6 separate regions of the Mus musculus genome follow, and all the other regions are linked to region 2. A link is a loop called in an ENCODE intact Hi-C map of the cell type or tissue named here. Cell type or tissue: heart. All regions are shown on one strand. Region 1 has its middle 37 kb from the start of Gm35201. Region 2 has its middle 64 kb from the start of Gm35023. Region 3 overlaps Rrp15 (ribosomal RNA processing 15 homolog (S. cerevisiae)). Region 4 has its middle 15 kb from the start of Gm35341. Region 5 has its middle 45 kb from the start of Gm35201. Region 6 has its middle 6.6 kb from the start of Tgfb2.

What was found. Hi-C counts contacts between places; a loop is a spot of excess contacts. Peaks named below come from ENCODE experiments on the same cell type or tissue, not always from the same donor. Only the 100,000 strongest peaks of a DNase experiment are listed, where the experiment ranks them.
Region 1: a loop joins it to region 2, with 2.6 times the contacts of the local background. A loop is called at or near these places in 8 of 42 quality-filtered maps.
Region 3: it touches region 2 in a loop (8-fold over the local background); 21 of 42 quality-filtered maps call a loop at or near these places.
Region 4: a loop joins it to region 2, with 2.3 times the contacts of the local background. A loop is called at or near these places in 4 of 42 quality-filtered maps.
Region 5: it touches region 2 in a loop (4-fold over the local background); 9 of 42 quality-filtered maps call a loop at or near these places.
Region 6: a loop joins it to region 2, with 6 times the contacts of the local background. A loop is called at or near these places in 25 of 42 quality-filtered maps.

Annotation. Positions count from the first base shown.
Region 1 is chr1:186,172,256-186,177,255 of GRCm38, forward strand. No RefSeq gene overlaps it. Among named protein-coding and RNA genes, the nearest start is that of Gm35201, 37 kb to the left of the region's middle. In heart, no CTCF peak of the experiment used is centred here; no DNase peak of the experiment used is centred here.
Region 2 is chr1:185,679,975-185,684,974 of GRCm38, forward strand. No RefSeq gene overlaps it. Among named protein-coding and RNA genes, the nearest start is that of Gm35023, 64 kb to the left of the region's middle. In heart, CTCF peaks have their summits at 2,124 (motif pointing right) and 4,847 (motif pointing left); no DNase peak of the experiment used is centred here; H3K27ac peaks cover 1,112 bases.
Region 3 is chr1:186,719,239-186,724,238 of GRCm38, forward strand. It overlaps Rrp15 (ribosomal RNA processing 15 homolog (S. cerevisiae)), which reads right to left. Exons shown (of 5, transcript NM_026041.2): 5 at 1,848-2,308. The coding sequence ends at 2,165. Among named protein-coding and RNA genes, the nearest start is that of Tgfb2, 16 kb to the left of the region's middle. In heart, CTCF peaks have their summits at 681 (motif pointing left) and 2,927; a DNase peak (open chromatin) is centred at 2,903.
Region 4 is chr1:186,390,665-186,395,664 of GRCm38, forward strand. No RefSeq gene overlaps it. Among named protein-coding and RNA genes, the nearest start is that of Gm35341, 15 kb to the right of the region's middle. In heart, CTCF peaks have their summits at 2,504 (motif pointing right) and 2,713; no DNase peak of the experiment used is centred here.
Region 5 is chr1:186,180,260-186,185,259 of GRCm38, forward strand. No RefSeq gene overlaps it. Among named protein-coding and RNA genes, the nearest start is that of Gm35201, 45 kb to the left of the region's middle. In heart, a CTCF peak has its summit at 2,506; a DNase peak (open chromatin) is centred at 2,592; H3K4me3 peaks cover 228 bases; H3K27ac peaks cover 1,695 bases.
Region 6 is chr1:186,710,138-186,715,137 of GRCm38, forward strand. No RefSeq gene overlaps it. Among named protein-coding and RNA genes, the nearest start is that of Tgfb2, 6.6 kb to the left of the region's middle. In heart, a CTCF peak has its summit at 2,866 (motif pointing left); no DNase peak of the experiment used is centred here.

The DNA.
Region 1 (5,000 bases), 490 kb after region 2:
GAATTAACTAAATGCCACTCTTCTTTCATGCTCCATTTTCTTTCTTTATCAAATCTATGCGTTTAAAGTTTTTCTTTCCTCGCTAATAACAAAAATAAATTTACTTTTCGCTAACTAAAGGTATAAAAAAACCCTTTATCTTATGATCTGCTGATCATTAATGTTTAGGTCCCTGTGCTTTGGGAATACAGCTGAGATTTCAACAGCATCTTTTATCTAACAGTTATAACTCATATCTGACCTATGTATTAAGGTATGAGAATATGTCTATAAGGAGAGAAACGTTCTCAATACATCACCGGAAGCTTCCAGAATATTTAGCAGCACTTCTTCACTTCCCCTGTCATTACGAGATAGAATGGAGTCACTCAGTAGGTCTCCTTTGCACTGTTATTTTCTCCTGTGAATTCTTTGTCTAGGACAATGGTGAGCAAAATAGCCCTCAGAATGAGGGAGATCATATCTGTAAGAGACTCAAGTCCACACTGTTTAAAGAATCTCTGTTCATCCTCAATGGAAAAAATATATATCAGCAAAGTTTCTAAATAACTACTCTGAGGCAAATCAAACATGGTGTGAGAAGCAAACACAATGTGGGCCTTGGGGTCGGCTGATCTATAACCCTTGGCAACTGCCACATAGGGTGGAGCAATTAAGCATTTGGTTCTGGCAACCATGGAGCACATCATAGGGGCTGGGAGAGCCCTTCCTTTTTTTAATCTGCGTTTTTCCTCCTTACTGTCCACCAGCCATGTAGTTGACCGCAAACGCTAGTTAATGGTAAAATCATTTGAAAACACTACATACAGTTTGTCTATTTTCCTGGCCACGGTGTGCTTTTCCCCAAGTCTATTTTATTACATAGGTTGAAACAACTCTGCAAACAAGAAGAATACATACAGTTCGTTTGAAACACAGACAATAGTTGCTTTTCTGCTGATTTGCTACTTTTTATATGTTACACTACAGGATAGATCATCAGAATTAAGGTCAGGTAAGCTCCATCCTGAATACTACTAGCTGTGGGAGATGGTGAAAGGATATAACGATTTGTGAATCTTTATTTAATCTAGGAGACAGGAAATGTACTTCACAGGATTGTAATAAGAATTAAATTAGACAAAGTACATGGAAACCCTTTGTGGAATGGGCAGCTATTCACTCCTGCTTGGGATTATCCAGATGTTTAGTGGGCTCCACTGACTTGCCTGCTCATGTGTATTCCATAACATCTTGTGTTTTAGTGACACCAGCTCCCAAAGCCAAAAGGATATGGAAGTTCCATGACAGAAAATTAAACAGCCCAAGTTGGATTCCCCCATCCCAGCTTCATGCTGTGATTCTCAAAATGATTTTTAGGGGAAATGCCAGAAACAGATCCATAAACTGCTCAGGAGACATACTATAAACACGGAACGACAAAAGGCTTGTGTCAGGGCAGGTGATCAAAACGCAAGAGAAGATGAGAGCGGAAAACTCTGCAATTCCAGATGGTCTCCATCTAAGGAGTGGCAGACACGGGTGATAAGTGACTCGGGGAAGCTGTGGTGGACATGTGTGAGCCTTCTCTGAGGACTGACGCTGTGCAGGTGCTGGGTCTGACTGGGACACCACACCTGTCTTTGTAATAAGGCGTGCAGTGCTGTTCTGTCTTTTATCACAATTCTTGACAGGTTTTGCAGTCATTGCCTCTGTGGCTTCCAGAGAGGATGTTAAATCCATTTTGAAGAAGGAAATCTTAGAATCTGGTGATCAGGTAAATGTTTTCGAGTGGCAGAATGGACTAGGAAAGAACAAAGAAGGCCTAGTTTTGCTTTATAAGTAATACAGTACATCACTTGTTTCAAGGTTTATTAAAGCAATCTCTGTTTACACTTGACCCTCAAAGTTAACATTTATAAAGCGCCTACTATACATGAGGCAATATGCAAAGCAGCCTCTCTCTCTGTCTCTCTGTCTCTGTCTCTGCCTCTCTTTCTCTCTCTCTCTCTCTCTCTCTCTATATATATATATATATATATATATATATGAATTCATATATAAAATGAATATAATACAGTCACTATATATGAAGAATTTGCATTTAAGGGATACGTTTATACATAACAGTGGATATAGCATCAGAACTGTGTGATAAACACATTGGTTGAGTACAAAGAAGCGATGGCATGGTATAACTGTTGCAGTGTTCACAGACTGAATGTCCTGGAATAGTTAAAAGGGTTTTAATAGAACAAGGAAAGAAGGAGCAGCCCAGAGAGGGTAGCTTGAGTAACTGTGTATGCATGGCAAGGTTTATGACAATTTATAAATTCTCAAATAGCCTGGGATTAGCAAGGGGTCTGGACCGGTTGGGTAATGAAGCATATGAGTATGACTGAGAGGATGGCTATAAAAAAAAAACAGAGATAAAATTGATTATAGGAAAGAAGGTGGGGGGGGGGAAGGCAAGGGTCACTTTGGGATACCCTTGAAATGATGAAGAGGGATTAGTTTTCAGGTAATTGGGAGGAGGTGGAGACCAGGGTGAGAATGTGAACTTAATCCCAGTGAAAATGTGGGCAGAAGATGAACGCTGGAAAGTGGGAGGACTTGAGTGGACATTAAAGAGCATCAGCTGCAGTAGAACATGGGCGCAGGGAGTTAACTACAGGTTGTCTCTAGGGCTGGAGCATGGCTCAGTGGTAGAGCATGATTGTAATGGGTGACAGAGTAGACAGTGGTATCATTAACTATAAGATGACCCAAACTTGGGCAGGCAGTTTAAGAGGAGAAGGAGGAATTTAAGAAAACTTTCTATGTTTCCTCTGGCATGTGAGCTCCCCATGAAGATACTATCAGGAAGTTGAAAAGGCCCAAGACTGCCAATTCCAAGATTCCAAGTAGATTCTGAGCCCAGAATTCACATGCAGGACCACACATGCCATGCTACAGATGCAGAGGTTGTAAATCAAGCTGAGGACTGCTTAAGACCATGCAGGCTAATCTCCTCATGACAAACATATTTTTCCAACAGTCTTGAAGGCAAGCGTGCAACTAGAGTCTGTGCTAAAATGTGCAGATAGCTTTGGCAAAGTCCCTCTCTTCTCTTTCTTCTCACCAAGCCTCACACAAGGAAAAACCAGCCTGCATGATCAGGCATGTCACAATTTCAAGTTCTGTCTCTATCTTCCTTCTCACTAACAGTCCACCCTTAGGACATGGGCATGTACTGCCCACAGCACAGTATATTCTCAAATTCCAGAAGTCTCTCAAACCTGAAAGTAGACTCAACCAGAAAGATTTGAAGTGATCCAGAGGTCCTGGGTGTAATCGAGATGAGCCAGCACAGGCTCAGGGCAGCCATGTTCTATGGTGTGGATACGCACTTGTCCTGTGAATATGGTGTGGAACAGCACATATGTAAAGCACCTGAAATCCACAAAATCATCCTCTTCTTCTAATCTAGAAGTACTATTAAGAAAACACTCCTAGAAAAGTTGATTTGAGAGTCACACATACCCATGAATAAATGAAATAAAGAACCTGTCTTATGGTTTCTATTGCTGTGCAGAGACACCATGACTACAGCAACTCAGTTTCAGAGGTTCAGTCCATTATCATCCTGGCAGGAAACATGGTGGCATGCAGTCAGACATGGTGCTGGAGAGGTACCTGAGAGTTCTACATCCAGATCAGCAGGCAGCAGGAAGAGAGAGTGACTCTGGGACTGGCTTGAACATTTAAAACCTCAAAGTCTACTTTCAGTGACATACTTCCTACAATAAGGTCACACATCTTAATAATGCTACTCTCTCTGAGCCTATGGGGGCCATTTTTATTCAAACCACCACAGACCATATCAAGGAATCAGAGAGAGAAGGCAGTAGTGGATACTCCACAGAACAAGCTGAAACAGAACCAAAGGATGGACATGCAGACAAACAAAACAAAAACAAACAAACAAACAAAAACCAAAGACAGAAAATGCAGCACACTGTTCCCTATGTTTGTTAAAAGCAGAGGGCAGCCAGATGAGATGTTTCCAAAGGATCAGAACCAATGAGAGATTAAAGTTCTGAAGGAGGAGTAGACACTCAGATTATCTTGTTGAAATACCTTGATGCATTCTTGAATACTCTCTCCCCAAAGGAGAGTTGATGCCTAAAAACAGAGATTCATTGCAGACAGGGAAATTAACTAGTCATTAAATGTCAACTTGTAAACATGACAAGAGTTAAAAAGACAAGTGGAGCCAGAAAGATCGATTTATTTTTCTACACAAAACACAGCTGTGCTCACAACCACTGGTGAATTTTAACAGTTTCTAATAATCTACGGCTTGTGTTGTTTTCAGCCAGTGCCTTGAGTGGGCTTTCTGAGTGCTGTTCTATCTAATGGCACGTATGAATCCGTGCCTATGCCACAAGCCGGGCAACACAATTTCCGATCCCCAGAATTCACATCAAAGTCTGATGCAGTAGTGAGGATTCTTAACCCCAATGCAGCTACACCAGCAGAAGGAAAACAATGACGGGGGAATCTGGAAATTCACTGTCTTACATAGTGGCAAAGAGATGGAAGAAGGAGAAAAACCAGTTTCCAGTTGTTCTCTGACGTCTAATGTACCTAGGTTGGGAGGCCCCAGAGTTGAAGATGTTAGCAAGCATACCCTACTTTCCTAATTCTTTGTCAAGCTGGGTGAAGCACTCTATGCGTCAGGCTTGAACTGGTAATTTATCTTACAAAACTTACAGGTCTTATACCCCAAAGCTCTGGAAACCCCTTTTTACCAAGCATTGTCTCTCTGGGAATGGTAAGTAAGGTGAGCCTCCCTCCTCTCCCAGGCCATGGATGCTCTTCCCACCCCTTCCCATTTTAATGCTCTTTCCAAAGGCTCCAAGGGGCCTACTCTGCACAGTTGGAAAATATTTGAGCTAGATAATCTTCAAGCTCCAGTTCAAACACACCCTCCTCTAAGGCAGGTGCCCCTTTGGCCCTGGAGTGGCTCTTGAGTGGGT
Region 2 (5,000 bases):
TAGATTGGATAGTTGAATGTCTTGGGAGTTAAGTAAGCAACATTTCAACCCACCACTCCCAAAGGAAAAAAGGGTCTTAGGGACACGCATGTTCTCTTTTCTGTTGGTTCAGACACTATTGTGAGTGTCCAGTGGAAGGAAATCTCTCCATAATACAGATAAATAAACAAATGTTAGTAGGATGAGTAATATTTCTTTTTATAGTGCTTTAGACCAAGGCCATTCCCAAGTACAGAAGAACAGGAAGGGGGTTCCAGATGAAACCTGCCCCGCATTGCTTTGTGGCAATGGAAAATGGTGATGTAGCGAGGCACACGCAAGAGAGATTTTTTGGACGAGATTGTTGGTGATGTGCAGACTTTAGGTAGACAAAAGGAAGGGATGAGGACGGAGCCAGAGCCGGGCGTGGGGCACATGCTTACAGTCTTGGCTCTTGGGAAACAGAGGCAGGAGGGTCAAGAAATCAAAGCCAGCCTCAGCTGTATAGTAAGTTTGGGGGTAGCCTAGGCTACATGGGGCCCGGTCGCAAAACCACTCCCAAATGTAATTGAACAGATCCACTGGTAAACATATCCGGTGCTCAGTCTGCCCCGACACCTTTGTCTTCTTTAAAAAATTATCATTCTTTTAAAAAAGACGTTGTTTATAAGAGAAACTGGAATGCTATAAAAATGAGTTTGTAATCCTCACTGGATTCCACTATGATGGGAAAAGCCCCATCACTGGGCATCCTCCACAGTCAGATATCTCCTTTCAGCAAAGCCTTGGTACTTGGCTCGGGAGACAGGAGACAGGAATGCTCTTTTGTTTGTCCTTACGGCTAATAGAGACTTGCTTAAAACATCATTAGTCACCGGGCTGGAGTATCTCTGAGCAACGCCTGCCACCCCTTGAGGGATGGCAGCCAGAAGGTGATCAGGGACTTCTGAATACTTCTAAGGAAATCTGAAATGCAGGGTCCTGAGGGTGGCCAGGTTCTCTGAAACACAGCAGGTCAGTTGAATATCCGGGAGGCACCAATGTCAAAACCAGCTGCCACTTGGATATATCTGTAAATTCTTCTTAGTGCTAAGCAAATGAGAAATTATAGCAGGACTTAGGCATGGGCAGAAGTTAAAAAATCAGGACTCCAGGAAATGGCTTAGGGGTTAAGAGTGCTTATTGCTCTTGCAGAGGACCTGGGGTTCAGTTCCCAGCACCCATAAATAGTCGAATTACAACCTATGTTCGCTCCAGCTCCAGAGGGATCATAGGCCCCTTATGACAGGTGCACATAAGCTTACACACCTGCACCCACTGGTACACAAAGTCACCCACACTACACCTATATGTGCACACAAGAGTGTACACGTGTATGCAAGCGAATGCACTTGCGCGCGCACACATGCACACACATACACACACACACACACACACAAACACACTAACTACACAGTGAGTTCAAATTCATGACCAACTTACAGCGTGAAACCTTCCTTCCAAACTAAACGATCCACAAATGACTGGGAATATATTCATTGTCAGATATATTCAGGGCTCAGTTTGCTTTATTTTTTTGTTTGCTGTGTCTTTTAGATTCTATGGGATTCTCCCCTCCCCGCTCTCTTTTTTTGTCTTTAAGAAGAGAGAAAGGAGAGAATCGAAGAATCACCAAGGCAACTTTCTCCTGCAGCTCTGACTTCTCCCGGCTTTGTCTCCAAATTTTGAGCCAGCCTGGGTGAATGAATGTGAATTTTATCCCTGAAAACAGAGACCAGCTGTCTGATGCCGGCTTCTCTTGCCTGTTTGATTGGCAAGGCTTTCTGTCTCGCTTCCATTAGAGAAGAAATACTGTTTAGATTTCGACACGAGATATCGCCGGCGGAATAAACAGTGCCGTTCTCATGATAAAGTAGATGTTTAAGAAGGAAGGTTTATTTAAACCTTCTAGTGAACCACATTCCACTTGAATTCCGAGACACTCCTACAGGAAACAACTTTTATCAACTTAATTTTGCTATTTTCCAAGCCTGTTGTACACCCAGCAGCACAGTGTATGCCTTGGTAGCCGGGTAACCTTTATAACTAGAGGCTGAAAAGAGGTGCGCTCAGAGAAAAGGCCGAGTACTGGAGGTGAACGGCAGGGGGCGCTCGAAGACTAGGCACTGCGGGAAGGCTAAGGGCCTGCTAAACCAACTTTTAAAAATTTATTAATTCTTTGAGAATTTTATAGAATACATATTGATTATATTCACTCACCATTCTTCCTTTAACTCATCCCAGATTCACCAACCTCCATAATGCCACCCCTCACCCAACTTTATGTCTGTTTCTGTTTCTTTTTAAAAATATCTCAATCCCCATTTGTGCTATTCATACAAACCCGAATGAGGGGCCATCCCCTGTATCCCAGTCCTTTTCTTCCTCCTCTTAAAATGTAGGAAAGGAAAAATGACAGAGCCGCAGCCAGAGAACACAGGACGCCAGAGCACCAGAGACATGCAGCTGAGGAACCGAGTTTTAAAATTGCTCTTTCTTTCAGAGAACTCAAGGAACTTAGACCACATACTGTTATTTTCCACGCCAGTCATTCCACAGCTGTCCTGGCAAACATCCCCTTCTCTTCAGCAGCCTCCTAACTTTCATCCCACCCTAAAGTTCAATTTGGGCCCTGGGCTGCCCCAGCCGGGGAGATACTGTGTAGCATTCAGATCTGAGTGATCATTAAGCCTGAATACTCTAAGCAACAAGACTCAGGTGATTGTAAGCCTCTGGCTGTTCTTTATAACTAGACTTCTGAGTTCAAAAAAATATGTCTGTTAGCATATTCAAGGAACTCCCAGGCTGGGGAGATGATGTAGTTCAAACTTGTGCAGTCCCAGCGTTGTTCCTTCCTGGGAAGTACAGACAGGAGGATCGCTGATGCTCAAAGGCCAGCTTGCCTGGGGAGGCTCTGTCCCAGATGCTTAGAACATAAGAATCAACACCAGCTTGGTTGTCCTCTGACCTTCCCTTTTGTGATGGGCACACATGTGCTCACATTCACACGGGTGAATGAACATGCATAGTCGTGCATACACACACACACACACACACACACACACACGCACACGCACACGCACATGCACACTCGCGCACACACACACACACACACACACACACGCACGCACGCACACACGCTCTCACACACACAGAGCACACACAGAAAGGATGCTCTCTTGTAGAGTAACCAGAGTTCTGGCTGAATCAGTGGAGGATTTAGAACAAAACTCGTAGTTGGCCTAGGACCAGCCAGAGTCAAGCTCCCGGGCCTCCCAGGTGGTGTGGCCAGTCACTCCTGAGAGGGTAGAAGAAGACAGGGATGCCCTGGTGTTGGGATTCAGAGATGTGCACTGAGGAGCTCTGCTTTCCCATTTATTGTTTAATCTCCCAGGCATGTGTTTCTTCATTTGTAGGGTGGCAATTCTTATATTTGAGTTGTTTGAGGCTTAAGAAAATGTATGAGGAACGTTTATAATCTAAGTGTGAAAACAACCCAAAGACAAACCTCACCTTCCCAAGCATAGCTGCAAAATACTGTCAAAAATATGTTCAGGATTTCCCCAAGTGTGGTGGCTTTTGTTTGTAATCCTAGCATTTGGGGGCCTGAGGCAGGAGGATTGCTTTGAATTTGAGGCCACTATGGGCTATACAGTGAGTTCCAGATTAGCCTGGGCCACAGAATGAGACCTTAAGAAACCATGATGATAATATGTGCATGGTTTTACACACACACACACACACCACACACACACCACACACACACACACAGTTTTTGAGGAAGACTGAGGCCTCTGGAATTGTGGAACTAAGAACCTACCTTCTCATTCAAAAACTTTTTCTGTTCTTCACGTATGTTTTCCTCCCTCGCCCTTCTCATTTCTTTCCCCACAATTACCAAAGTCTCTTCTTACAATTCCTGCTTGATAGTGATTTAAGAACACTTAATTTCCAGTATGAAGTGAAGTGTAGATTGGTGATTTCTAGACTTAGTTACAGTATGGGTTGTTTTCAGCCACCTAGGGCCCTGTCAGTTGTCTTTAAATTAACTTATTAATTGGTGGTTGATAAAGTGTACAGCACACGAGCTGTTGAACCATCAGAACTCAATTAAATGACTTACCTTTCTAGTTTCTTATTTGGAAAGGCAATGGGGAAAACATACACAAACACCATTTTTCATTCATTCATTCATTCATTCATCCATTCATTCGTTTCCATTTTATGTTATTGTGAGTGTGGTGTGTTTTTATGTGATATGTGTGTGTGTGTGTGTATGAATGTCCACCCCCTTCTGTATGTATGTGAATACATTCATGTGTGTGCACAGTGTCCAGGTATGGTGGAGGTCAGAGATCACCCCTGGGAATCTTCTTCAATCACTTTCTACTTTATCTTTTGAGACAGAGTCTCTAACTGAACCTGTAGCTCATGTATTTGGCTGGCCTAGGTGGCCACCGAGCCCCAACGAGCCTCTTGGCTTGACCTTCTAGTGCTGGGATGACAGGTACAAGCCGTGCCGTGAGCCTTGCCTTTCACATGAGTGTTGGAGATCTAAGCACAGGTCTCCGTGCTGGTTTGGAGAGCACCTTATTCACTGAGCCATCTCCTTGGGCCTCTCACATATTGTTAGATTTCGTGGTTGGTGTGGGGAATCAGACAGCGCTGATGAAGGCATGAGCAGAGACTGCAAGGGCTAGAGTAAGCAATGGAGAACCCAAGTGCATTGACGACCTGGAAGCAAAGTCGGGAGCGAAGACTTGACTGTTAAAGCCCAGTACTCACAGCCATGGTCTTCAGAAAACATACCGCCCCCTGCTGGGAGTAGGCGGCTCTACAGGCCTGGCCAGCTGAAGATCTGAGCAGCTGAAAGACTTCCTCTAGGTCCATGTTTGTCCATCGACAGCTAATTGGATCTGTCTAAGTGGATTGTGGTCAGACCAGGATTATTTTTAATCAGGTACGAACACAATTACAGAAGG
Region 3 (5,000 bases), 1.0 Mb after region 2:
CTCCAGTCCATGCTATAAAGACATGACCTATTCTTTCGCTCTGAAATGATATTGTTCAGGCTGTCAAACAGTAACCAACAAGAAACTGTACTTCACACTGTCACCCAGAAAAGGGAAAAAGACGCACCATCACACTGGTGGCTATTAGTCTCCATAATTGTTTCTAGATAAATAAAATTAACTTCTTTACCCTGCAAGGTAGTTCAGTTGGTAAAGTGTTTAGCATGCAAGGAAGAGCACTTGAATTCAATGCCCACAACCATGTAAAAGTAAGACATACTGATGTTCAACTGCAACCAGCTAGGTAGGCTGGAAAGCAACTGAGGAAGACATCTCTATTTACCTCTGGTACACACACACACACACACACACACACACACACACACACACACACACTGTCTCACAACTACCTGTAACTCTGGCCCTGAGATCTCACTCCTTTGGCTTTCAAGAACAATACATTCATGCCCACATATTTAAGAGAGAAATACAAATACAAACAAAAATAAACAAATGTTTAAAAACAACAGCCGTGGGGCTGGAAGGATGGCTCAACAGTTAAGAGCACTGGCTGTTCTTCCAGAGCTCAGATTCCATTTCTAGCACCCACATGGAGGCTCACAGATTCTCTGATTCTCTATCGGGCAACTGACGCCCTCTTCTGGCCTCCACAGGTACTGAATGGCCACGGTGCATACACAGAGGTAGGCCATTTACTACACCCATCTCCCGCACACTCAGTAGCTGGCTGTGGCGGTGCACACCTGTTTGCGAAGCTGAAGCTGGATGATGGAGATTTCCAAGACTACCCTGGTATCTCACAAGTCCGACTCAAGAGTTAGACAGACGTGCTCCTCAGCATCCCCCTCGCACATACAGGTTCTGTTTCAGTATTTTACAACCAAGGCACAGGGACTCTAAAACCTATAAGACATGTTCACATGACAAAGTTACGTCATGAGCTCTCTTACAAGTGGCACTGTGGTCCAGGGGCAACTTGATTCTATGATGGAATAAAATCCCTTCTGAAAGAAGAAATTTGTGAACATTCTCTTCCTTGTGTATGCTTTGAAAACTGGGCTCAACTTCCTGAAGTTAACTGAAGGGCTAGAGAAGTCAGCTCTGCTTCCAGGACAACCTGTTCATCACAGGCAGCTGTGCATGCCCTTTTGTTATCCACGCGGGCTTCAGAAGCTGCAAAGACGCTGTGTGCTGCATTAACCTCCGCTCAGCAATGTCCCATTACTTAGCATCCCTGGATCACTACCGAGAAAGCTTGCTCACAGTTATTTAGATTAAAATGACAAAACCACCAGCCACACAATTTAATATGGCACTTACGTTCCCGAGTGAGATGAAGACACAGACACACACGCACCTTACGGCTTTCCTATAATAAGCATTCAGCACCATGCTACGAGCTTCACTCTGACAGGGGCCCCGTAGTCATGGAACATTTATAGCCCTTGATTTGGCCTGAAAACATAAACCTCCTGCTCCAACCCAGGGGCAGGGTTGGGCCTCAGTGTAGAGCAGATCCAAGTGTGTGCCATGGGTGGTCGCAGGGCTCCCTTCATGGAAAGATGGAGAGAGACGGGTCCTTCTCATGAGAGCGCGTCACGCTCAATACCTACTTCCCTTACAGACTTGGTAACTGGAGCCAAGTTTCACAGAAATAGTGGAGGAAATCACACAGCTTCACTGGTTTTCTAGAACTAAAATAGAAAAGATAACAATTTGAAATTTTATGTACCTTTTTCTTAAAGGCTTAGCCACACAAACCAACGGCACCAATCACCCACCCTCCGTGACAGACAGATCTATGGATCTGAGCAGGGAAGCAGAGATTTCATATCAAATTCACTTTAATTATAAATGGGACCGCACTTTAGAAACCCTGATGGATGATGGGCATGTGTCCACAGCAAAGGATCCTAGAAAATTGCAGTTTACTGCTCAAGAAAAAAAATATTTCTCTGTACAAATATTTTAGAAAAACAGGTTAAATTTCTGTAAGAATTAAAAATACAGCTTTAATACAGTCTGCACCTGAGGAACCCTAGAGCACAGGTTCTCAGGAAGTCCTAGCATTTGGCAGATGGCCATGCGCAGGCTCCCAACCGTCGGGTCATTTGCAGCGGAGCTGGATGCTCCCGTCTGCCGCTCAACGGCTGGCTGCGGCCTCTGCCCTGCCACCAGCAGGCTCCTCGCCCTCGCTCTCCTTGTCCCAGTCCTTCATGCTGGCTCCCATCATGAAATCATCTCGCAGAATCTTCCACCCTGGGCTCTCTTCTGATTTCACTTCAGTCTAAGAAAAATCACAGAACCAAAACATTCACAAATCAATTTAACCATAAAGAAAATTTAAAAATTATATACTTCAAAACAAACTTTTCAATATGTACTTTGAAATGAGATAAAACCAAAATAATATAAAATTGATTTTATATTCTGTGCTCATGTATATACAAATACAGAGTAAAGAAAAAATTTCAATTCTACCAATGAAACATAAAAGCAAAATAATTTAGAGTTGGGGAAAATACAGATTTGGCATCACTTTTAAAAATATTTGGACAACATTAATTAACCTTTGGTGGTACCTTATTAGAAAATCCTTGGCAGTGACTTTAATGGAGCCTAAAGTTTAACCCCAAGCGCACTGAAGCGAGAAGCTAACTGGCACTGTGCAGCTGCTTGAGACAGTGCCTCTTCCAGAGTCTGTAGCAGCGCGGACATACAAGGTCTCACTGCCTGACACAGTCACGGAGTCGGGAACTAATAAAGCCCAGGAGTTAGAAGTAACTGAAGCAAGCAACAAACTCAGGAGACAAGTCATTCCACGCAGCCACGGGGTAAGACCTGGAGCTAAGGACACACGCCTTCCTTTGTGGAACAACAGCACCACCGTGTGGCAGTCGTGTGTACTGCAACACTGACGTGACCAAAACCAAGTCCTGTTCTCACAACCACAGGTAGTCTGCAAATCTATCCCATCTGGGGGCTGTGTCTATGTAGCAAGCATTTTTTAAAAAGACACCAAAATGTCCGCAAGGTTTCACAAGCTAATTACATAACTGTGCTACAGCTTGTTTATTTTTTAGGAACCTATTTATGTATTAAGAGGAAAAATGGACCGCTTCTGCCTTTGTGGGATAAAAAACTAAATCACAGCTTGCACCCAGAACAGCCGGGAGCCAGGGAGGCAGACAACTGCATAGACTGGGAGCTGACTTAGTAGTTCACGTATCGACACCGGCTGCAGTGGAACCAGCACTGGGGACTAGAAACACTCGTGTGGTGTGAGACCACGACAGTGGAATGCTTGTCAGGTGAGTGGCCGGGCCCTGTTCCCCACTGACTGCTGGACTCTCTGGAGCGGAAGCTCCACAGCTATTCCAGGTTTTCTGACTCAACCCCATGCTCTTGCTGGCACTCAGGACCAACAATTACAGCAGGCTGGCCAACTTAACTGCTCAAAGCTTTTGATTAAAGTAGTAATTTGAAATAGGGTCTCATACTGCAAACCATGTTAGACTACGACTCATTACTGTATGTTGCCCAAGCTGGACTTCAACGCGCAGCAATTCTGCCTTAGCCTCCTGAGTGCTGGGATTATAAAAATGAGCCATCATGACCTGGTTTCAATTCAGTTTTTTTTGGTTTGGGTTTTAAATTTATCAACAATACAATTTAGAATTATAAAAGGCAGTGAAACAAGATTGCTCAGTCTTTGAGAATCAGGAACAATAAATAGATTGGTACTCCAGATAGTCTGAGGGCTTTCGAAATTATGACAGTTTAAGCATACTTCATAGTCTGTAATTTGAATAGCTAAAATTCTTGTTTAAATAAAATACAGCAGGTTTGGCCTAATGGACTAGGCAAGGAACTCTCAGCCTGGAATTCAGGTTCACTTTGGTTTTAAAGCACCCATTAGACATCAAGGATGGCCAACCTGGAGTGAAGCTGAGGAGAAGGGAGGCAGGTGAGAAGGTAAAACTGAGACAATCACACAGGAAAACAGACAGACAATAGAAGACAGTGTGAAGTAGAACCCGTTCAGGAGGCTCCTTAACTGCAGTGCAGAAGAGACAGCCAAGGGAGAAGAAAGTCTCCAGGCTCAGCGTGAAGGAAAGTTCCAGAACAACCTCATGCCAGGCCTATGGAATGCAGTACAGCAGTGACTTCACAGGGCACAAGCAGGCAGAAGATCCCATCACCAAGCCACAACCTTCCTGCCAGCACTGACACAACCAGTAAGAGTGAATGGAGACACGGTACAAGAACCAGGACACTCGGGTGCTAGCTAATATGGGAGCAACCTCGGATGGCACAGCAATGCATTTAAATAGCAGAATGGTCACAGGGACACCCTGAGGGGCGATGGATCCCCGCAGAGAATGGAGGCTTCTATAAAGAATACCTCAGTAGGAATATAGGAAAGTGTGGAGACCCTGGCTTATACGCTGCTCAGTGGCAAAGAGCACCAAACCCTAGCTTTGTACTAAAATAAGTGAGTCTGGGGTGAAATGTGACTTCCAAGACTACATGAGTGCAAAGAGACCTTACAAGGCAGGACAGCAAAACAAGAGACAAACAAAACCAGATGGCTACACTGTCATTTACAGTCCCAGATTCCCTCTAAGTTTCTCAAGAGCATCTGTCAAGGAGCCCTGCTGGTCCTATTACTTACATTTTATCATGATGACCCTGCCTGCCTGTTGTGGCTGTCTTTGCTGTATTACTGAGTCGGTGTGTGCTGGCTAGACCCTCTGCAGCACCACATTTCTGACTCTCTGAGTGCCTGCCAGGTGGGAATATCACTCCATATGACGAAAGGGAACGAGGGCTCAGGACATGAAGCCTTTGTTCAAGCATTCATGAGCAAGTCAGCCCTGAAGCACAGGCCAAAATCCACATCTCTTACACACGCTGCTCTACTACCTGTTACCTCCCATCAACAACCCAGCAGAACTAACGCTAAAATACACAGAAAA
Region 4 (5,000 bases), 710 kb after region 2:
TGGGCATAAAATGGTATTTCTTAGAAAGATCCAAATGAAATGGATGGGGTGGTGAAGACAGGAGTATTATAGTTCTCTGTGTCATCTGTGTTTCTTTTATACAATAAACATAAAAACTGCCATCCTGACTTCTTTTGTGCCATGGAATAGACTACGTCAGGCAGGAATGCCCTCCTTCCGTACTTCCTTCATCATCCCCAGTCCTTCTCTTCCCCAGTGTTTTCCATCAGAGTGACTGGCAAAGAGAGTGGAACAAGAAGTCACCACCTACGGTGTTCTGAACAGAATCAATGTCTGGCACTTTACAAAGTAAGACAGAATGTTTTATTGGCTCTTAACACTTTTCACACACTTCCTCAGGGAGAGAAGGCAGATCGAGGGAGGTGGATGGCAGAGAGGGTCAGGAACCTGACTAGCTTCACAAACCTACCAAGGATGTTTAGTGACTTTGTAGCACTTCCCCATTGATGACTTTGCTTAGATTTCTCTACATTGTCTGAACAGATTTAACCTTTCTGCTAATAAGTGCAATGCAGAATTGCAGACTCCCTTCCCTGAAAGCAGAAGCCAAAGGGTTTGGCCATCTGGGTCCAAACAGATTCTAAAGGAGGTATATGGCTCTTGGAGTCCCAGAGCATGGAGCCAAATCCTGAATCTGAGGTGTCAGTGAGCCCTGCAGACCCACCTCTGGATCTGTACCAGGTCTCATGGTGAATTCTAGAGCCTAATGGCTTCCACCTTCCAAATGCTGAGGTTTCAGGTTGTGCCTCGCCAAATCTTGCTCCCAAGGATTTTTTCTTTTGTTTTTCCTTCCTTCCTTCCTTCCTTCCTTCCTTCCTTCCTTCCTCCCTCCCTCCCTCCCTCCCTCCCTCCCTCCCTCCCTCCCTCTCTCTCTCTCTCTCTTTCTTTCTCTCTTCTTTTTTTAAAAAAGTTTTAAATCATTTTTTACAGTCCAGTCGTTATTTCCCTCCCATAGTTCCTCATCCCATTCTTCCTCCTCCATCTCCAAGATGATGTCCCCACCTCCCCCATTCCCCTCAGCCTTCTCCACTCCCTGGGGCCTCAAGACTCTTGAAGGTTAGGTGCATCTTCTCTCACTGAGGCCAGACCAGGCAGTCCTCTGTTGTATATGTGTCAGGTGAAGACCCAGAAATAAAACCACACACTTATAGATAGACACTTGATCTTTGATAAAGAAGCCAAAAACATGCAATGGAAAAAAAAGGAAGCATCTTCAATAAATGATGGTGGTCTAACTGGCAGCCTGTATATAGAAAAATGAAAATAGATTCATACTTGTCACACTGCACAAAGGTCCAAGTCCAAGTGGATCAAGGACTTCAACATAAAACCAGATCCACTGAATCTAATAGGAGAGAAAGTGGGAAAGAGCCTTGAACTCATGGGCACGGGGGCTCGGGGGAAGGGGGGATTCAGAACTCCAATGGCTCAGGCTCTAAGATCAAGAATTGATAAATGGGACCTCATGAAACTGAAAAGCTTCTGTAAGGCCCCCAAAGATTTTAAAATGAAAACTAATGGCACCCATTTGAGAGTGTCCTTGGATTTTTCTGTAGATCCCTCTGAGTTGAAGCTCCACCCACACTCCAGGAGCTGGCAAGGCAGAGTCTATTGAGCTAATGAGGTCTTGGTGGGTTTTGTTGTTGGTTTTGTTTTAATCTGGGGGATCTGCCAAGGAGTTCTTATATATTTCCTGAATTCATTGATACAACACCCTGATGTCTAAGGCTATGGTGGAGGCCTAGCTGTGCCCTTGCTCGCCCTGATGAAGGCACTGTATCTGGTAATCGTGTAAGCCATCCTGGATGGGCTTGATCTGCCCTGTGTCCTGAAGGTTTGCCTGGGAAGTAGAAACTCTAAATACACAACTTGTAGAATATGGATCAGAACCTCTGGAACATGAAGTACAGAGTCATATCCCTCATCTGTCCACCAGACACATGGAAATGGGTCCAAAGATATTTATTTATGTACACATATATACATATGTATAAACAAACATATAAATATATAATATTTGTGTGGGTAAACTGAGCTTATTCAAAAGAGGAATCATTTATAGACATCCCAATTTCCAAGTACTTTACAGCCCATAGGCCCTGCTCACACTCACCATCTTGAAATACAGCAACTACATTAAAATTAGAGACATTGTATAAGAAAACTGATATTGTATTTTTTTTAAAGTCAATATATTCAAACATGCACACCTGTCGGAACGTTGTAGACGCAAAGCCTAAAAGTAACCCCAGACTTCATAGTTCTGCTGTGGTTAGCTTTAAAAATGAATATCCATAGTCAATTTCTTTTTCAACGTGACATTATAAACATTCCAAGAAAAAGTGACCAATGTTAAAATAAGCTTCCTTTTCCTGATTTACTTACAGACCCACTTCCTAGAGAGAAACTCCAGGTAGTATCTTCCAGAATATCCCTCAGGTTACAAAACTATCCCTCACATAGCTTTCCTGAAGGTGGTGCTGCTGGGTCATACTCTGACTGATTCTGCGCCTCAGCATTTCCATCGATAAAATGGTGTTTGTCCCTGGTGGCTGCCCTGCTCCCTTCACATGGTGGCGGCTGCTGAGCAAGTGAGACCTAGGAGAGAGGGCGGCCTGGAGTCTGCCAACTCAGACTTAGCGATTATTTGATCAGGTGTCTCAGTCAGGAGAAGCTGTTTCTCATTTTTCAGGGACACACTTGCAATACCACATTCATCCTATAAAACTTTGTCTTAAATGTTTCCCAGAATTTAAAACACATCCCTTTGAAATGTTCATAGGCCCACTTCTTTTTCCTTTCTCCTCATGACAAACTTCATTTTTAACCTGTTTCCTAACCCCTCTATATTCCTCAAGTGGTCTCATAAATAAAGTCCTTCCCAAGAACAAACGTCATTTACTTGTTTCTTTGTTTGCTCTTTCATTTATTTATTTATTTATTTATTTATTTATTTATTTATTTAAACTTAAAGAGCAGAAAGGGTCTCATGACCTTCCCAGTATCCCGGAAGCCCGTGGTGGCAAAGCTGGCGTCAGTAACTCTGGGGTCTCTTTCTTCTGGAGGCTGTACTGTCCATGTGGGATATGTCTGCTTGCATCAGCAAGCTGATTCTTTAACTTTTCCAGGATCAATGTGATTTCCTTAGGATTAGGGTGGGGATGTAGTGTAGGGTTCCTTTAAAAAAGAACTCAAGAAGATGGACTCTAGAAAATCAAATAACCCTATTAAAAAATGGGGTACGGAGCTAAACAAAGAATTCTCAACTGAGGAATACCAAATGGCTGAGAAGCACCTGAAAAAAATGTTCAGCATCCTTAATCATCAGGGAAATGCAAATCAAAACAACCTCAAGATTCCACCTCAGTCAGAATAGATAAGATCAAAAATTCAAGTGACAACAGATGCTGGCGAGGATGCTGAGGATGCTGGGGACAAAGAGGGATACTCCTCCATTGTTAGTGGGATTGCCAACTGGTACAACCACTCTGGAAATCAGTCTGGCGGTTCCTCAGAAAATTAGACATAGTACTACTGGAAAATCCAGCAATTCCTCTCCCGGGCATATACCCAGAAGATGGTCCAACTTGTAATAAGGACACATGCTCCACTATATTCATAGCAGCCTTATTTATAATAGCCAGAAGCTGGAAAGAACCCAGATGTCCTTCAACAAAGGAATGGATATAGAAAATGTGGTACATTTGCACAATGGAGTACTACTCAGCAATTAAAAACAATGAATTCATGAAATTCTTAGGCAAATGGATGCATCTGGAGGATATCATGCTGAGTGAGGTAACCCAATCACAAAAGAACACACATGATATGCACTTACTGATAAGCAGATATTAGCCTAGAAACTTAGAATATCCAAGATACAATTTGCAAAACACATGAAACTCAAGAAGAAGGAAGACCAAAGTGTAGATACTTCGCTCCTCCTTAGAATGGGGAACAAAATACCCATGGAAGGAGTTACAGAGACAAAGTTTGGAGCTGAGACAGAAGGAAAGACCATCCAGATAGTGTCCCACCCGGGGATCCATCACATATACAGCCATCAAACCCAGACACTATTGCATATGCCAGAAAGATTTTGCTGACAGGACCCTGACATAGCTGTCTCTTGTGAGGCTATGCCAGTGCCCGGCAAATACATAAGTGAATGCTCACAGTCATCTATAGGATGGAACACAGGACCCCCAATGGAGAAGCTAGAGAAAGTACCCAAGGAGCTAAAGGGGTCTGCAACCCTATATGAGGAACAACAATATGAACTAACCAGTACCCCCCAGAGCTGTGATTCTAGTTGCATATGTAGCAAAGGATGGCCTACTCGGCCATCAATGGGAGGAGAGGCCCTTGGTATTGTGAAGATCATACGCCCCAGTACAGGGGAATGCCAGGGCTAGGATGTGGGAGTGGGTGGGTTGGGGAGCAGAGCGGGAGAAGGCTATAGTGGCCTTTGGGGATAGCATTTGAAATGTAAATGAAGAAAATATCTAATAAAAATGCCTTAACAAAAAAAAAAAAAAAGACCTCAGGGTCTCTACTGACAGAGCACCATTTCTGGTTGTGTGGCCTCTGATTAGCCCCACACTCAGACACTAGCTAAGAAGATGAGGAAAGATGTAGAGAGAGAGTATGGGAATGGATGTAGGCTAAAGGAATATCATATGACAAAGCCTAGTGACCCTATTCTATAACAGAAAAGAATCTTTATGGACTTTCTTTAACACGAGTTCTAGTAATGTACTATTTGAAAATAGATATTTTGTGGATGGCACTGCGAGTTTAATCTTGGTTTAAATGTTTTAGTATTTTCCCTTCCCAGATTCCAAACAGATTTATCTCAAAACGTGTATGTTTATTATTTTACAAAGTGTTTGGAAAACACCGCTTCTGGTTTACCTGAGTATCAATGGAGTTTTCTCATAGCATAGCTGTTTGATAAACATTTCATTTAGTGGTGATTT
Region 5 (5,000 bases), 500 kb after region 2:
GCCTCGCCAAACCTGGCAGCTACTATCTTTGAATGAGTGTTCAGGTTGGAAGATCCTTTGGCCTGGTAGAGCATAGCCCTGGCAATCCATCTGGACCAGCTGGTTCTGGATTGGTTCACTCTTAGCCTGAAACAGGTATCATTCCTATTTCTCTTGTTGGCATTGGCCTGAACTGGTCATAACTATCACAGGCGATGGGAGCAACCAAAATTGAACATAAAGGGAGACCCTCATGGATTCATAGGGTTCTTGAAGAAATTAGGCAGATCATGAAAGTGTAAGGGAGGAGAGGCTAGGAGAGGTGAGCAGGGAGAAGAGGTGAACAATGTTTTATTCATAACTATACTGGCTTTGCCCTCAATCTGGCTTTGACCTGTCTTTGAACATACGTTGGATGTGTTATTTGCCATTTCATTCAAATGTTCACTTCTGTTCCACAGTCAAGCACGTGGGTGATCTTTTCATCCAAGGAAATGTAAGCTCAGAGGTTACATAACTCACCAACTGAAGCCTTATTCCTATAAGGACAGAGAGGTAATGAACCTTCCGTTTATATTTTCTCATTATAGATTAATAAAGGAGGATGCAGATATTCAAAGAGGCAAAGCTATCATAACCACAGTCAGACCTGCTGAGCGTAGGCTTTGATCTGTTAATGCCAATCTGTTTGAAGCATCAAAATAGAAAGGGGCAGGGAAGGAAGGGCAAGATTAGGAATCTAAGCCTTTGAAGTGTCTGCCCTGTGAAAGCCATCTGTAAAACTGTAGGCTGCGTCCCTGTCCCATCAAATCAGACATAATCTTAGTTTACTTAAAGAGACCCTGAAGCTGGTAGCTCACTTTACAGATGGCACGCTGTGCTGTGGAAGAGAAGTCTCCCCACAGGTAGGAACCTAGAACCAGTGGAAATTGTTAAAATGCTACTTTAAAGTAAACTCTACTATTGAGACATTTGAAAAAGACACTAAGCCAGTGTTGAATCAGGCTCGGCCCCACTCCAGTCACCCCATGTTGTGCAAAACAGTGGTCCGTGCCCTGCCTTGAGAGAGACTGTTTCACCTGCAGCTTTTGAATCCAGACTGAAGATGAAGGATGATTGCGCACTTCAGTGTACATACAAATGGCTCGCTCTGTCAGCCAATGAGGCACAGGCTGATGAATGATTGGTTCCTGGAAGGAGAAAACATGCTACCATATGTAATTAAGGTACATTGAGATGATCTAAGCACATGAGCTTATTTCAATCATATCAGGAAAGCACCCAGCCTTAGGAAAGAGGAAACTTCCTCACCTGGAACATATAATACTGCCATGTACAGTGGTGACTCTGCTGATCTGTCACCTGATACCTTGTGTGTGCTTTAAAGGGACAACAGGCAGGGAACATTCCAGCATCCCAGGGTCTTCAGCTTGATTTGCCTTCACTGGTGACACAGTCTGTTTTAACTGTTCTCTCTGTTTGCTATTTGTACAGTGTAGAATTCTGCAGTGGTAGCCATGTGTAACCTAACATAAGTTTTATGTCTATATAGTATTGATATATTTACTGTGTAGTGTGTGTGTGTGGTATAATTGCTGTTGTAATGTGTGATCTGAGCTTAGAATAAAAGAACCTATTTCTTCAGCCAGCTACCTGGAGACTTTGGGACTCCTTGACAAATGTTGCCAATAAAACCAACCTAGCTGATTGTTATTTAATAAAGCCCAGCACTGTGAAAAGATACAAATGTGGCTGTGTTTACAAGTCAGCGAGCTCACAGCAGTTCGCCCAGATCTCTCCTTTTCAGAGATGGTGATAAAGCTATATTGACTTCGTAAAACAGATAAAGAAATTGGAGTGAGAAATACAAGATATTGAGTCAGCACAGCCAGGGATCAAGATGTTCCCTGGAGTCTTTTTGTGTGATCACGTCCCATAGCCAAGTTCACTTATCCAAGAGGAACAAGTGATTAGCCAGTTCTTTTTTTCTTTCTTTCTTTCTTTTTTTTTTTTTTTTTAAATGAACTTTGGCACTCAGCAAAATGAATGTGGAAGACATATGGCTGGGTCCTGTGGCCAAAGTCAGAATTGAAAATTTTTCCCTTTCAGGTCGTTGGCAATCTAGCTTGAGAGCCCCTGGCCAGCTAGAGGTTTGTCCTCTCTCTGTCCTGTGTTCTGCTTAGCATTTCTTTGGCTCTTTCTGAATCAGTGAATGATATCTGCCTTTACAGTAGAGAGAAATTTGTCATTTTGAGATTGGTAATATGTCAGCGACTCCATGCCCTACCTACAGCACACGCTAGCTGCAGGGACTGTGGGAGCAGGCACCGTGCCTATCTCCATGTCTACAGGAGTAGACAACAACGTCCTCCCTAACTCCTGACCCCTGCAAAGGGCTTCCCCGAGATGAGAGCTGCGCTACACAGTTATTTATGAGACGTTAACCTTCGATCATTTCCAAGGCACAACAAAGCCTTCTTCTCTGGGTTACTTATTTATTTATGCCAGCATTACAGTACTTCATTATTGCCACAGGGGGAACCGTCGGCTTAATTTTGCTTCGGAGACAGTGCTGCTGAAGTCATTCGGCTAATGATTTATGCCCCGCGTGACTGGGCAGTCGTCTGTGCTTGCTGATTATATCTTGTTTACTGTTTATAACCAGCAGTCATTATGCCACCGAAGGCCCCTGCCAGCTCACCGCGTTTATTTATCCCTGTGGATCTTTAGATACGCTGGTTAGTATAGAAAACTTTTGAATGGTTTAGTATTTTTTAAAAGCCCCAGAAGCTGTGAATTAAACCACTGTGCTCTCTGCCTCACGGGAGAAAGAGTTTGTTGAGAGTGAGCGGTGAACAGCACGCCCCCATCCCCCAGCTCTCCTGCTTGCTTCTGGTTTGATCAGAAAGAAAGCCTGAGTGCTTTTCAGGAATATGGGGCTGTGACTCCGTCATCAGTTTTGGGTTCTGAGATCACAGGTTTTTCCCCTTGGCTGCCGCAGATTTTACCATATTAAGGAAACAGTTTGCTTAGAGAAATGCTGCACGTGTATACAGGTATACAGGCTAGGTTTGGTGGCTGGCAGGACTCACCCATTTAGCCCTGGGGCCAGCCTCTGTGAACAAAACCTTTACAACCAGCCTGCAAGATTTTTTTTTCTTTGTTCTGAGATGCACAGGGCAGATGAACCACATGGACAGGCAGAGAAAGGGACGGTTTGTATAACGTGGCAACATGTTTCCGCACTGGGAGGTGGCGAGGCATCCTTCACTCTGATTTGTGAGACAAATTCCCTCCTCGATGGGCGCTGGAATTCACCAATGAGTCTAAATGGTCTATAAGCCCCAGGCACCTGCCTAGATCTGCTCCTCAGGGCAGAGAATGACACCACACCTGACTTTTCTACTAAGGGGTTGGGGATCTGAACTCTGGTCCTCACGTTTGCCTGGCAAGCTCTTTACCCACTGAGCTATTCTGCTTGCCCTTTGCAACGATCATGTACAAATGCCTGTCTTGACACTGTTCCCACTCAGAGAGAAGGAAGGAAAACCTTACTGTTCTTGTGAGCAGCCGCAGACCAATCTGGATGACTGGTTCTGAACTTAGCTTTCTCCATCGAAGCTGTTGGCTGCCGAACCCTCCCCGCTCCTCCCCCCACTTTCCTTTGCTTTTACTTTTACATAGTTCTCTCTCTCTCTCTCTCTCTCTCTCTCTCTCTCTCTCTCTCTCTCTCTCTCTCTGCCCCTGGAATAGCTTCATATCTCTGCTCCTTAGTCAGCCAGTTCAGCCTGGTCACAGAGCTGCTTTCTCTGTAGACTGGTGATCCAGTTGAACAATGAGTGCTTGCCCAGGGAACTCAGGCACCTCACATTGAACAAAACACAGGGCACAAGGCAAGAGTTGTTTCTGACAACAGGTTTAGATATGAGAATAAAATCCCTCAACTGCTATAATGCATGTGGACAATTCAACCAAAAAAAAAAAAAAATCAGGAATTGAGTACATCAGTTTGTACGTAGAGAGCCAGGGCCAGTCTCTAAGGATGGGAACAAAACTGTTCCCATGTTTCAGTGTTATAATTTGAACATCTGTATATAACTTTAGTCCCAGAGAGTCCCCTGACACTGTCTTCTATATCAAAAACGGCCAGACACAAAAAGGAAATATATGTGATGTGTGTGTGTCTGCACGTGCGTGTGTGTCTTTAAAACACAAACCAAAGAGTAATAACAACTGTTTGATTCTCCTCATGACTCTATTTTCCTCACACAGATGCAAACCTTGAGCATAAATATTTGCAATATTATAACACATGGGGATATGGAAGCCATCTTATTTAGACATCATTTCTCCCTGGAAATACTATTCTGGTTTGTCAGGAGTTTTCGTTCATGTGTGTTTTCATTTAGTCTTATAATTACTCCTTCTAAGAAAGTAAAATGAAACTAACAAATTTTGGTGCAAATTACTCTGAAACGTCATTAAAGAATTTTATCACTATTTTAGAAATGGAATCTTATACAGCTTACCTCAGATAGCTGGCCAATCTTTTCTGCTTTTAAAATTCAAAATGTAACTAAATTACAAGTTATTTCAAAGTCTCTCTCTCTCTCTCTCTCTCTCTCTCTCTCTCTCTCTTTCTCTCTCTCTGCCTCTCTCTCAAACACACAGATACATACACAGATACACACAGACAGACACAAAGATACACAGACACACACAAACACAAAGATACACAAACACAAACACAGACACACACAGAGACACACATACAGACACACACAGACACACACACACACAGAGACAGACAGACACACACACACAAGGCAAAAGCAAGTAAATGAAAGAAATCACCAATATTACTTGGGCACACACCGCTGCGCACTCAGTCTTTCCTTTTCAATTTTTATTGTTTGAAACATTTTTTAAATTTACATATACTTGATCTTACTCTTCCCCTTTCCCAAGTCCCCCAAGATCCTGTCTCACCTAGTACCCACCCAAGTTTAAGTTCAGTTCTT
Region 6 (5,000 bases), 1.0 Mb after region 2:
TCCACACACACACATGCACATAGGCGTGCATGCAGCATCCTCCTCCACACACACACATGCACATAGGCGTGCATGCAGCATCCTCCCCCCCCACACACACATGCACATAGGCGTGCATGCAGCATCCTCCCCCCCCACACACACACATGCACATAGGCGTGCATGCAGCATCCTCCTCCACACACACACATGCACATAGGCGTGCATGCAGCATCCTCCTCCACACACACACATGCACATAGGCGTGCATGCAGCATCCTCCTCCACACACACACATGCACATAGGCGTGCATGCAGCATCCTCCCCCCACCACACACACATGCACATATGCGTGCATGCAGCATCCTCTCCCACATACACACACACATGCACATAGGCGTGCATGCAGCATCCTCCCCCCACCACACACACACACACACACACATGCACATAGGCATGTATGCAGCATACTCCCCACACACACACATAGGCATGCATGCAGCATCCTCCCCCACCCCCCCCACACACACACATAGGCGTGCATGCAGCATCCTCCCCCCCAACACACACATGCACATAGGCATACAGGCACCTCTCTCCCTGAACAACAATAATCTATTCTATTTTACTTGATATTTGTACATTGAACTCAGGATGAAGCGATAGGGCAGTGGCAGGGACCATGATGAGGGGGCCTTTAAGAGACCTGTGCTGGTCAGAGAGAGAATGGTTACAAGGTAAGAACAAGGAAGGCCAGCATCCAGGCAGCCTTAAAGAACGAATCACTGTGTGATGACCATGCTCCCAGGCTGGACCACTCACTTGTCCAGTCCGGCTGGAGACAGTTCCGTCAAGAGTGAAGCTGCCTGCCCAGTGACCAAGGTTGCCGCCCCTCTCCAGGTTTTTCTAACATTTAGCAATGCTTCTAATTCCTTGACCCTGGTGAAATCCATCGACTAAGACAGCATTTACCAAGGGCATTGCGCACACGATTGCGCACACGATGCTAATACTGAGATGTGGGGCCCGGACTCTTTCTGGTTTTTTCTGTGGGTTTTGGGTTCGAACTTAGGTGTTCCTGCTTGCGAGACAAGGGCTTTACTGACTGCGCCATCTCCAGAGACCCAAATGGAAGCATTTTTAAGATGCATATGCTGTAGGTGACTGTCACCTTTCCCCTCAGGGGGCTTCAGACTGTGAAGAATTCTACTAGCAAAGTCATCAACCTGTATCTCAAGCAACTCTGCCTTTCTACTACCTCGCTCTGCAGTTTAAAAACATGAAAATAAAGCAGGAAACACAGGGCAACAGTAATTGCATAAAAAAAAGAAAGAAAAAAAGCCTCTCTGTGGTTTGTATGACTGATGGAAAAACTGGTAAATAAGTATTTTAAGAAGCAAAAGTATATGTTAATAACTATTTCTGAAAGTACAGCCAGATAGATGGCTTTGATGCGTAAAACTTGAGAGTCCTGACCACAACTCTCTAGTGACTACTCCAACTCTCAGAAAAGAACGTTAGAGAACTCACAGATTTAATCAAAGTTCTTATTAATGAAATTAGCCACATCATTCACTCATCACACAAACTCAGGCAGCGTGGGAAGAGAATACAACAAATAAACGCACCACGAGCAAGGAGGCAGGGTACCACAGGCTGTCCTGTTAGGGTGAAGCTGCTCTCAAGTCTTCGCCCATAGGAATGGCTCTGGTTTTCTCTCTGGTGGGAAAAGAGGCCACGAGACATCATGCGCGACATCCCCCAGCCTTGTTTATCTCAACATCATTTCACAGCTCCCCTCTGAAAACACTTACTCCACGATTTCAGTAATTCATCTAAAACTACACCACCGCACACAGCAGTGAAGTCTGCAAGAAGCTGTGGGTCACAGGCCAGCCAATCTCCCACGTGGGAAGAAAACAGGTAACAACCATAAGAAAGATGAGGAGGCCAGCAAAAGATGGCTCCGTGGATAAAGCTGCTTGCTCTAGAAGCTAGTGACCTGAGTTCCATGCCTGGAACTCGCACAACTCTATACCGTTGTCCAAGTTGTCCCCTGACCTTCTCACACTCACACACACACACACACACACACACACACACACACACACTATGGATGAACACCCCCCCACACACTAATAATATAAGAAAAATTGGGAGTTAACAGGCATTTCATGCATTTTAGAAAACAAACGAATAATAGATATCCTTAGACATGAGAAACAAGTGTCTCCCTGTCATACTGCAGTAGGGCTGGTGCGATGACTTAACAGGTAACACACACACGTGCCACCAAATCTAGCGACCCAGAGTTCAATTCCCCAGGACCCACACAACACAGCACTCCCATAAGTTGCTGTCTACCCCCCACATACTCAATAATGAACACAATTTTAAAATAAAATTTTCTTTCCTGTTTAACACAACCTGTTGCTTCCACAAGCCAGGGACTCCTGAAAAGTTAACATCAAGTAACTGAGGGAATTGTGTCTCAAAAGGTGTGATCAATATTCCTATTTGTGGTTTTTGAATCTGGTCTGTTATGTGTTTTTAAAAACAAAGGCATCATTAGAGTTCCTAACAAGTGGCAAGCTATCCATCAACCAGAGAAAGAAATCAGCAACCAACCATGTGTCATGGTGACCCGAGTCCCAGCAACTCGGAAACCATCTTACAGATGACCGGTTTTATTTGCTCCTTGGAGAAGCCTCTCTGTCTTAGGATTTTACATTGAGTGGGATCATTAGTGAACAAACTGTTCTAGGGTCAGTTTGGCTATTTGACCAGCTGTAACAATTTAATCAATGCCAGTTACACTCGTGAAAAAAGCAACTACTCAATTTCTGGGGGAGAGAAATTCAATGAGAGCAGAAACTCTGCCACCTGGAGGACATACGTGGTATTTCACAATCTCCAGAAACAGCATGCTCTCAAGCTAGAATATTTTCCTCACAGTTACTGCATCATATTAAAAACCTAGCATGATTAACATTTTTATCTCAAGAATATTTTCTATTACTGCACATAAAATAAAAATGACCGTTTTTAAAGTATGACATTTTAGGAAACATGCTTGGGTCAGGAGCTGGGGATGTGGCTCAGGTAGTAGGGCTTGCTTAGTACCTGGAAAGGCCTGGGTCTGATGCCTACAGAGGATCAAAGGCTATGCCAGTGCACAGGTCTCCTAGCACTGAGGAGATAAAGGTGTGTGTGTGTGTGTGTGTGTGTGTGTGTGTGTGTGTGTGTGTGTGTGTGTGTGTTAAGTTTAGGGCCATCCTCACAATGAGGCCTGAGCTTAATAATATCTCTGCCTTAAAACAAACACAAAGTCCTTAATCAGGGACAATGGGACATCCTTAATTATGTTTGTCACCTGTTACGTCCTAGATGTTAACATTCTAAGCTAAATACAATCTTTTTAAAGCATAACAAAAACACCAGCCACTGTGTTAAGCAAAAATCAGCAGTCCAAGGCAATCCACTGCATCTCAGTACTAAAGGGAGCCACACCAAGTCTGTGGGTGCTAGACAGCACCCAGATAATCAAAATATATAACCCTTTAATTATCAGACATGCTTGGGCAGGACCTTGTAATGGCTTCTCCAGCAACACGCTATGCAATAAACTGGCCTCAGCTATGCAAACACACCCTGGGGGTGAGAGAACTGGAAGCCGCCACTGGCAGGAAGATAGGCATCTCTTGTTGCTTGGTGCCTGAGTTTGTCTTACACTGGCCACACGCTCATGCCACGAGTAGGGCCACTAACTTAAACATGCTTGATCATCTTTCCCCTAAGAGTTCAATTTCTAGAATCTAATTTGCTCTCAGTCATCAGTACCAGTTAACATGGTGGGCATTCCTTATCCACAGGGGACATTTAAAGATGTCTGAGGGGGCTTAGAACTGGAAAGTAACAAGCCCTGTTTATATTCTTTATTCCTATATATACATACCTATGGTTACTATGTATAATTAACTTCAGTATATAATTAGAATAATTACTAAAATATACTGTAATAAATGTACTCTCTCTAAAAGTAGTCCACCATATTACATATCTTTCTGCAACCTCGGTAATTTTCCTAAGACAATAACTTCACCTTTTCAGATAAAGGAAGCCTTTTTACAGCTTCCCTTTGGCACAAACTGCTGGCACCCATTATTGTCCTTTGCGGTCACTGTTAGGGTTACTTGAATATAAGCACTGCAATACAATGACCAACTTGGCTACCCGTGGGCTGGCAGTACTGTGTGGATCCAGTGGCAGGAGGAGGGTCCCTTCCCAGGCAGAGTCATGCATTCTCTCATGCTGCTCACAACAGCGCACAGCTTAAAGCAGGTGAACTACTGACATTTTCCACTCGTGTTTTTAAAACATGGTTTCCATGGGTAATTGAAATTGCAGAAGGTGTCCTCACATGGAAGAGGACTACAATAAACCAAGAAAACAGGTGCCCATTTAAAAATCAGCTTTCACTCCTTAAGGGGCACAGGGAAGCAGGTGAAAAGACAGGAAAGAGTTGGGCTTCTGTGGGCCATGTTCCCCTGGGGTAACTGGTCAACCTGCTGAGACAAAATCTCTTCCCTTCATTTCCTAAGGAGCAAGACTGTGGCATTCCATCAAATAATAGGCTTTTCAATACAGGACTTGTCTTCTCAGACTCTGGAAAGTCAGTCTTATAAAGAATGTCTTTATTAATGTTGAATACATTTAAATTCTCACCTACACCACCCATGACCACATTAGCATCATGGGTATGTTTTTCTTTGTCTTCATTGATCATTTGAAATGGGAAAATATGGAATTTTCAGGTAACATTAACACTCTCAAAAAAAAAAAATCAATGAATTCGTATGTGGTTTTTGATCTATTAAAAACAATTCCAAAGCAGCATTCCTGTGAGTGGTTTCTTGAACTGAAAGGGACATCCGAGGAAGATCAGTAGACTCCTGAGTAGCTGCTGTCGCTTCCTGTCAAGCACGTTAGGGTCATGGTGTCCTGTGCAGCCGGCTGCTCC